Linked DNA regions of Mus musculus: regions 1 and 2 are each linked to region 3. Evidence: chromatin contacts called from ENCODE POLR2A ChIA-PET data. All regions are on one chromosome and are shown on one strand. The core of a region is the stretch at or near the end of the contact, and the rest is flanking DNA. Distances in the headings are between cores, read along the strand shown. Region 1 holds the start of Mpdu1 (mannose-P-dolichol utilization defect 1). Region 2 holds the start of Fxr2 (fragile X mental retardation, autosomal homolog 2). Region 3 holds the start of Nlgn2 (neuroligin 2).

What was found. ChIA-PET counts read pairs that join two places held with the same protein, here RNA polymerase II (POLR2A).
Region 1: POLR2A ChIA-PET joins it to region 3 with 11 read pairs in Patski. The contact joins the promoter of Mpdu1 here to the promoter of Nlgn2 in region 3. POLR2A ChIA-PET finds 5 or more read pairs at or near these places in 3 of 5 experiments (Patski and embryonic stem cell).
Region 2: POLR2A ChIA-PET joins it to region 3 with 12 read pairs in embryonic stem cell. The contact joins the promoter of Fxr2 here to the promoter of Nlgn2 in region 3. POLR2A ChIA-PET finds 5 or more read pairs at or near these places in 3 of 5 experiments (Patski and embryonic stem cell).

What each region holds. Positions count from the first base shown.
Region 1 is chr11:69,661,243-69,664,129 of GRCm38, reverse strand. It overlaps Mpdu1 (mannose-P-dolichol utilization defect 1), which reads left to right and starts at 1,481. Exons shown (of 7, transcript NM_011900.4): 1 at 1,481-1,661. The coding sequence starts at 1,559. Mir1934 (microRNA 1934) reads right to left here and starts at 1,087; the gene lies at 1,005-1,087.
Region 2 is chr11:69,631,615-69,634,314 of GRCm38, reverse strand. It overlaps Fxr2 (fragile X mental retardation, autosomal homolog 2), which reads right to left and starts at 1,344. Exons shown (of 17, transcript NM_011814.2): 1 at 917-1,344. The coding sequence starts at 997.
Region 3 is chr11:69,836,502-69,839,201 of GRCm38, reverse strand. It overlaps Nlgn2 (neuroligin 2), which reads left to right and starts at 1,418. Exons shown (of 8, transcript NM_001364137.1): 1 at 1,418-2,154. It overlaps Tmem256 (transmembrane protein 256), which reads right to left and starts at 677. Exons shown (of 4, transcript NM_026982.1): 1 at 553-677; 2 at 251-282; 3 at 1-14. The coding sequence starts at 637.

The DNA.
Region 1 (2,887 bases), core at 232-2,731, 180 kb after region 3:
ACGAGTTTCTTGTCATATGCCTTCCTGTGCCTTCCCGTGGCTGAGTCACCAAGAGACAGCTGGCAAGAAGGGACAAAAGTACCAGAGAGTGACCAAATGCCTTCATTGGTTCATCCCTCAATGTCCTGTGACTGCTGGTGAAGCTGCCAAAATTCCCTCCTCCCTCTGGGGCCAATGGCTGCCTAGTCCCTTACAGAATGAATCATTCCGACCTGACACCCTGTTGCTGACCCTCGGGGCGCAGCTAGGTACAACACAACTAAAATATGAGTAGGTGGCTGTATTAATTTATTTCAAAAGTGGTGACTGAACAATGAGATTCCATGTGCACTGTGGCCGGGGCTAGTTCACTGAGGAGCCCACTGGTGCAGCCGACTTCTATGAGGCTGTGCTACGAGGAACAACTTCAGGCCTCGCAAACACATCCCCGAGTACCAGAAGGAGAGGGAGCGGTGGCAATTGCAATCTGCCCTTGTCCAGATATAAAAAGGGATTTTTCAGACAGCCACCCACTGTACCAAAGTATAAATTCTACTGTTTATAGTAGGACATGGTTCAACGGATGGGAGCCAAGGATGGGTGCCTTTCCAATTTAACAGTCCCATGAGGTTACAGAAATTCTTGGACCAGAGCCCCCACACAGCAGAGGTACATGTGACATTATGCCCTGACCAGCAACTACATTCCCCTCACCCCCAAAAACAAGGAACTGAGAAACAGTTTAGGAATGCCCTACAGCCTGAACCAAGAGTAGGTGTCCTGGCAGTGTGGTGGAATGTAGATGGCTCTCTTCGCCTAACCCTAGGGGCCCTTTCCCAGACAAATACTGGAATTTTGCTCGCACCCTCTGGGTTCCCACCTAGACACAGCAGACTGAGGTCCCCTGTTGTGTCAGGGGTTGCTCTCCTGCAGCGGAGCTCGCCCCTTACGGATGGCTGTGAGCCACCATGTGGTTGCTGGGATTTGAACTCAGTACCTTTGGAAGAGCAATCGGCGCTCTTAACCGCTGAGCCATCTCACCAGCCCCACCGTCATCCTCTTAACATCTGGACAGAGGACGAAGCAGGGGACCAGAAAGAAGGCCCAGCTCGGAATGGCTCTTTTGCGGCTCTATTCCCTCTGGAGAAACCAAGAGGAAAGATAAAGAGAGCTGCAGTGCTTCTGCTAGCGCCATTTTGAAGACTCGAACTCTTTTCCCTTTCAACTTCAAACACTATCAAGTTGGCCGAGATTAGACAAGATGGCGTACATGCAGGGGGGACAGGGCGAGGGGGCAGCATGGACCTTGCTTTCAGAACAAGAGCGTAAACAAAAGTGAGGAAGTCCTAACAGCGCAGGCGCCAAACGCGGACACGCTTTAAAATTCGAACGTCAAGGCGCGCACAAAAGCCTGCCTGGGAAGGAGACCTGTGTCCCCTAGAGGAGGCGGGCGAGCATCACGGAGAGGGAAGAGCAGCCCTGGCCTCGGGGACAGCAGGGCGGGGTGTGCGCGGCGCGCATGCGCGGCGCGGATAAATGGCGGGGGTTGTCCCGCCTGGCGGAAGCTTAGCTTTCCAACATGGCGGGGGAGGCCGACGGGCCGTTCAAAGGGCTGCTGGTGCCAATTCTTTTACCTGAGAAATGTTACGACCAGCTCTTCGTGCAATGGGACTTGCTTCATGGTGAGTTTTATTTCAGCCTTCAAGGTCTAGCTGGAGCAGCCTTGAACCGTAAGTTGGCGTGACAGTGGCGATTAATGTCACCGCGAAGCTGGGCAGAAGGCGGTTCTGACGAGGGCGGAAGTGTTTGGGGCCCTGCATAGGAAAAGTGCCATATTTGGGCATGAAGGGGTGTCTCCCGAAAAAAAGTTAAATTTGTGTTTTACAATCTCGGAAGTCTGTACCCAACCCTCATCCCTTTCTGGGCTGGGAGTCGAACTCAGGGCGGCATGTGCTACTCTGCTAACCAGGCTCTAGCCCCAGGCTGGAAAACTCGGAGCTTTTTTGTCGTACCCCCCCCCCCCCCCCCGACAGGGTATAGCTCTGGCTGACCTGGAACTCGCTCTGTAGACCAGGCTGGCCTCGAACTCAGAAATCCACCTGACTCTGTCTCCCAAATGCTGGGATTAAAGGTGTGTGCCACCAATCCTCGGCGGAAAACTCGTATTTTATAAAACAAAATTAAAACCCCAGCCAGGCATGTAGGCCTCCTTTCGCCCCAAGCACTCAACTGACAGAGGCTCACAAATTTTTTTTTTTATCCCCTCTCTCCAGCACCAGCTTCTGGAATTTACTATGTGGCACAGACTGCCCTTGAACTGGCAACAGTCCTCCTGCCTCAGTCACTAGAGTGTTGGGAGTATAGCACTTTTCCTTTCCTTTTTCTTTACAAAGGCCTTTGATAAGCCTTCTCCATCTCTCTATTCTAAGTGACTTTTGGCTTACAATAGTCAAGACGCCTTCCTGGGCCAAATGCCCACCAGGTCAAAGATTCAGTGGTAGAGAGATTGCCAGGATCAGGGTTTTGTAGGCAGCAGCTCAGCTCACTCGCTGCAATCTATTGAAAATCAGCCCTGGACACAGGGTTTGAAAGAAAAATGTTTTTTAAAAAAAATTAGAGAAATTGCCAGGAACTGTGGCCCACACCTTTAATCCCAGCCCTTGGGAGGGACCCAGAGGCGGGAGTTCAAGGACAGCCTAGGCAACTGGATGAGTTCCAATACAACCAGGGCTGGCTACACAGAGCAGCCTTGTCTGGAAAAACCAAGATAAGAAGTAAATGATAGGGGCTGGAGAGATGGCTCAGTGGTTAAGAGCACTGACTGCTCTCCCAGAGGTTCTGAGTTTAATTCCCAGCAACCACATGGTGGCCTACAACCATCTGTAATGGGATCCAATGCCCTCTTCTG
Region 2 (2,700 bases), core at 95-2,594, 200 kb after region 3:
AACCACACCCCTTAAAAAAGTTCACAGGAATCAAATCTTAGGCAAAGAAAAAGCTGATTAAAGAAGCAATTCTGAAAGATACTTTTTTTCTTTCCAGAAGGATTGTCAACAAGCAGAAATCTGTTAGAATAAGAACTTGTTGAGATGGCCTTTGAGAGACAGTGAAGCTTAAACTTACCAAGAAGATAGAGGAATGACCTAAATATATCTAGAGTCAAAGAGATAAGCGTGAATCCATCCCTCATAGGTGATTTTGGAATATAGGTGTGGTGGGTGACAAACTTGTCCAACAAATCCACTTTATGGCTGGCTGATAAAAACCTGAGGCCAAAGATGCTAATGCTAAATAACACAGATGGGTTTTGACCATTTCTTGTCAGCCTGGGAACAGGAATTTAAGACCAAAAGTTGAGCAAATGGTCTAGAGCCAGTAGGCAGAAGGCTCCCTGAAGACCTAATGTGGGACAGTGGACCTTCCCAAGGGGGTCATGTAGGAAAAGAATGCGAATCCTCCATGTGCTTGGGCTGCAGGGGTGATGTGATTAAAAGCTGAAGTATCGCCTACACTAAAAAAAAAAAAAAAAAAAAAAAAAAAAAAAAAAAAAAAAAACAAGAAAAGTCGATTAGAAGCTAGGAAAAGGGCTTTCTCCAAAGGGACCCGGGGCTCCCATCCCCGCACAGGAATGACCTGATGGCCATGTTTTCAGCTGATAAAAGCAGGTGTAACAGCGAGCTCAAAATAAAAGCACGAGGGTTAACTCCCACGATCGCCACGGGAGGGTTTCGAGTGGGAACGTGGGTCGAAGGTTCTAAGGGTCAAGACCAAGCTCCAGAAACTCGATCCCGCTCCACTCTTCCCTGCCTCGGCTGGGGGAGGGGGCTAAGGAGGGTGGCCCGGGTCGACGCGCCGTCTCACCTTGTAGAAGGCCCCGTTGGAGCCCCGCACCTCGACGGGCAGTCCCGGCTCCACATCCCCCCCAGAGGCCAGGCCGCCCATGGCGCCGCCACCACCTCCGACTGGCCCGGCAGCAGCTGAAACAGAGCCCTGAGTGCGGGCCGGGCCGGGTCCCCGGCGTCTCCCTGGAGGAGGAGCCGGAGGGGGAGCCGCGGGGGGCGGGAGCCGGGCCGGCCCCACGGCGGCCCTGCTACAGCCGACGAGCAGGGGGCCGGGGCCGGGCCGCTCCCCGTCCGCCGCCGCCGCCGCTGCCTTGGTCTCCGCCACCGTGAGGGAAACGGCCGCCGCCGCCGCCGCCGCCTTCGTCACCTCAGCTTCCGCCCGCCGGCGCCCCCGCTGCTGCCTCGGTCCCGGGACCCGCCGCTGCCGCTCCACGGCCTCCACCTCCCCCTGCTGCCGCCGCCTACTGCGCAGGCGCACAGGGCACCCGCCCGCCGCGCGCGGAGCCGGAGGGCCAAGGCGCAGGCGTCTAGGCTAGCGACCCAGCTCCCGCTCGCCAGCGCGTCAGGGCTTCCACATTCTCTTGCACTCTCTCACGCCCCCTCCTGGTCGCCTCTCTGCGCTTGCGCAGAACGAGGCGAACGCTCTCTGTACCACTCCAACCTTCCACTGTCCCTGTCCCTTCCTTTCCCCGCCCCACAACACTGGAAGCAAACCAATCAAAGGGAGAGGGGGGCCGCGCTCGCTGCATCGGATTGGACTTCCGCCTCCACAAAGTGAGCCCCATGGAGCCTGGGCAATTTAGGGATGGGCATGCGCCCGAATGACTGCTTGGTCACTTTCACCACCTTTGTCTTTCTTGGTGCGCACACTCCAAAAAGGGGGGGGGGGGGGGAACCAAAAGGCAAAAACTGCCCAGTGCGCAGGCGCTGGGCTTTGGTGTCCATGCGCATGTGTTGACTCTCTGCATCCATAGGAGAATCAAGAGTCACTGTTGTTGGCTTAAGTAGACTTTTTTTTTTTTTTTTTTTTTTTTTTTTTTTAAGTTTTGTGAGACAGGGTCTCTTGTGTCCTAGGCTGACCATGAACTAACTAGGTAGTGGGGGAATGACCTTGAATAGGTCCTCCAACCTCCACCTCCCAAGTGCAAAAATTACAGCCATGTCATTACCATGCTTGCCCTAAGTTGACTAGTATTCTAGTAAATTTAGTGCCGTATGAAAAACAAAATGCCACATAACTTGATGCATAAATTCTGAGGGGATTCAATACAGGAAAAACTGTCATGGAGTAACAAAAGAGAGAGAGAGAGATGGCTCGAATACGAAGCTTAACGGGAATTGTATTCCTAGACCACAAAATGGAAGGAGATATCCTCCTGCAAGTTGTCTCCTGAACATCATACATATAACATCACTCGTGGTCACCCACACGTATAACAGATTTTTTTTTTTTTTTTGTAAAAATAAGGGGTGTGAGGTGGAGAGATGGCTCAGTGGTTAAGAGCACTGACTACTCTTCCAGAGGTATTGAGTTAAATTCCCAGCAACCCCATGGTGGCTCACAATCATCTATAATGGGAACTGGTACCCTATTCTGGTGTATTTGAAAACAGCAATAGTGTACTCATATACATTAAATAAATACTTAACAAAATAAAATAGGATCAGTGTTCAAACTACAGGTTGTGTCGTCAAGATTTAAGCTGCCACCACAATGATTGAGGCTGCTAACAACAACCTTCTTGGAAAGGAAGTCAGGGTTAAATGCAACACAGATGACACCATCAGAAACTTGAAGAACTT
Region 3 (2,700 bases), core at 169-2,668:
GCCTTGTCAAAGAGCTGTAAGAAAAAGAGAAGAGAGAGATTTTCTAAGCAACATAGGACCGAAGTCCATTAACACTGTCACCTCTGACGGCTCAGTTTGCTGCTCCCCCAGGTCTTCAAGCCACAGGCCTGCAGTCCTTGCAGTAGAGACCTACACTTGACTGCCTTCCCATTCATCTCCCCACCCCCTCCCAGTTTAAGGACACCCAAACATCGCGCCAAGTCCAGGAGTCCCAGAACTGTTACTTCACCTCCTTCCCGTAGGCATCCGGAAACTGAGCGCCTGTAGAGAGATGCAAAACCAATCAGAACTGTATTGGCTTAGACCCTCTCAAACCCCAGGGGCACCTAAGTAGACACTGCATCCCTGGAAGCTTCTGACTGGTGGAAACAGATGTAGTACTGAGACGCTTTTGGACCTAAAGACAAACTTGAAGGTTCGGGGTTCCAAGGGATCTCTATTCCATAAAAGACAAGACACTTCCTATAGGTCCCTCCCCGCACCAGATCCCAAAGATTGCCCCCAGCCCAGCTGCATCCCACGTCCCCTGACCGTGTGCCCCGTAGGAGGCCAAACCCAAGGCCCCAGCTCCGGACAAGGCACCTAGGCGGCGGAAAGCAGCCCCTACCCCGGCCATAGCTGTGGGTGGTCACGCGCGGAACCAACACCGCCCTGACCACCCAACAAGCCAGCCAATCCCGATTGCCCATGCAAATAAGGTCCAAAAATGCCCAATCAGGGCTATGTTCATTTCAGAGCCCCGGTTCCCTTACAGACGCCTTTGTAAAACTTCTGTTGAATGGAGAAGATGTCTGGCGGGCGGAGAAACTAGAACCAATTAGGAGCGGAGGAGCGGAGCAGTGGGAGGCGGGGTTGAGGGTGGGACTAGAGGATTTGCGTCACGGATTGGCCCACTTTCCAAGTTGATCGCCTCTTCGACACCCCAACCCCACACCTCCAGCTAATTTGCAAAGATATCGGTCCCCCACAAAGTTCCACCCCTTTTTCTACAGGCTCCTCCTGTTCTGCTTCAAACCAGACCCACTCCTCAAAAGGGGCGGCCCCACGGATTTCTAAGCTCCACCTATTGCCATCAAACCCCTCCCATCCCACGATGGCTCCGCCTCTGTGCCTAGAGGCCCCGCCTTCTTCGTGTGATGCCCTGCCCTCTATAGTTCAGCTGTTCTCCCCCTTGCTAGACCCGGAGAGCCCAGAGGGTGGGAGATCCGGGGGGGCGGGGGGAGAGATGTCTTCACCCTGCTCTAGTTCGCTACGTCCATCCGTCCGTCTGTCCACTCCCACCCCTTTCACTGTCTTCAATCCCCCCCCACACTCCAGAGGGCGGGTGGGCAGGCGGGTGCAAGCGAGGGGTGTGCGCCGCTCTCTCGGCAGGGGGCGGGGGAGGCGGCCGCGCGGTGACGCGCGGGGCTGCTGCGGCTGCTCCGCCGGCGGATCATCACTCTCGAGCTGGGATGGACGCGGGGCGGGCGGGCCCTGGCGCGCAGAGCCAGGAGTCCGGGCCTCCTGGCTACTGAGCATTTCCCAAAGCCTCCCCTAGCCCTTGCCTTCCTTCCTAGGAGCCGCACCGACCTCTGCCTCGAGGCTCGGGACTCGGCCCCCGCCCTCTTCTGACTCCCCGGATCTCCCTCCCGCCCGCCCTCGGGATCGACTAGATCCCTCCCCCTCCCCGAGGATTCCGGCTGGATCCCTGCCCCTGCACCGCGGATTCTGCGCTCCGGGGCTCCGGGCCCCTAGGGATTGCCGTGGACTCCTCCTCCAGCACCCGATCCCTTAGGATCTGTCGCCTGAACCGCCTCCTGGTCCCTCGAAGCCATCCCAGAGAACCAGTGGATCTCCAATCTAGTCCTGTCCCATTGCTCCCTCCTGGCTCAGCCTTTCCCACTGCGGGGTTCCCTGTTCTTGAGCTCTCTCTGACCCTATACCCTAGCTTTCCTTTTCCTGGGGATCGACTGGATTCCGGCCCCGCCCCCCGGGGCTGGGGCGATCCCCCTCCCCCGCCGGGTGAGGCGCTGCAGGCGGGGGCTGGGCCTGCGGGGCCGCGGGGGCTCAGAGGCCGCCGCCCCCCTTCTGAAACCCGTCCGCCCCCCGCTCGGAGCCCTGGATGGAGGCACCACGGCCCCAGGGCTGATCCAGGTAGGAGCTAAGCCATGCTGGGTGGAGGGGGCTGCGCGGCGGTCCATTGGGGTCTTCCTCTTCCCATATTCCTCCCTGCGCCTGGTTTCCCTCAGCCTGCTCTGTCTGCGTGTCTCCGCCTAAGGATGCTCTCGCCGTGTCTCTGCGTCTTGGTCTCTTTGTCTCTGCCTCTCTCCAGTCCATGAATGATCCTTTGAATGGGCCCACAGACCCCGTGTGTTCCCATCTCCCCCTCCCCCTCCTTCTCCCCTTCCCGGCCAAGCCATTTTCCCCACTGCAGGAAGGGGGGGGGGCTGCGGCCTGAGCCCCCGTCCCTCAACTCTCCCCGGTTGGGGGAGTCGGGCCTGGGCTGGAATGGAAGAGCAAGGCAGAGGGATCGGGAGGAGGGGGGAGCAAGATGTGGCAGACAGAGATGAAGAGAGAAAATGGGGGAGAGAGTAATAGAAAAAAGGAGAGAGAGAGAGAGCACTTGAGGGAGAAAATCAGAGAAGGTATTTGGAGGAGAGAGCGATGAGAAACACCAAGGAGACAGAAATGAGAAAAGAC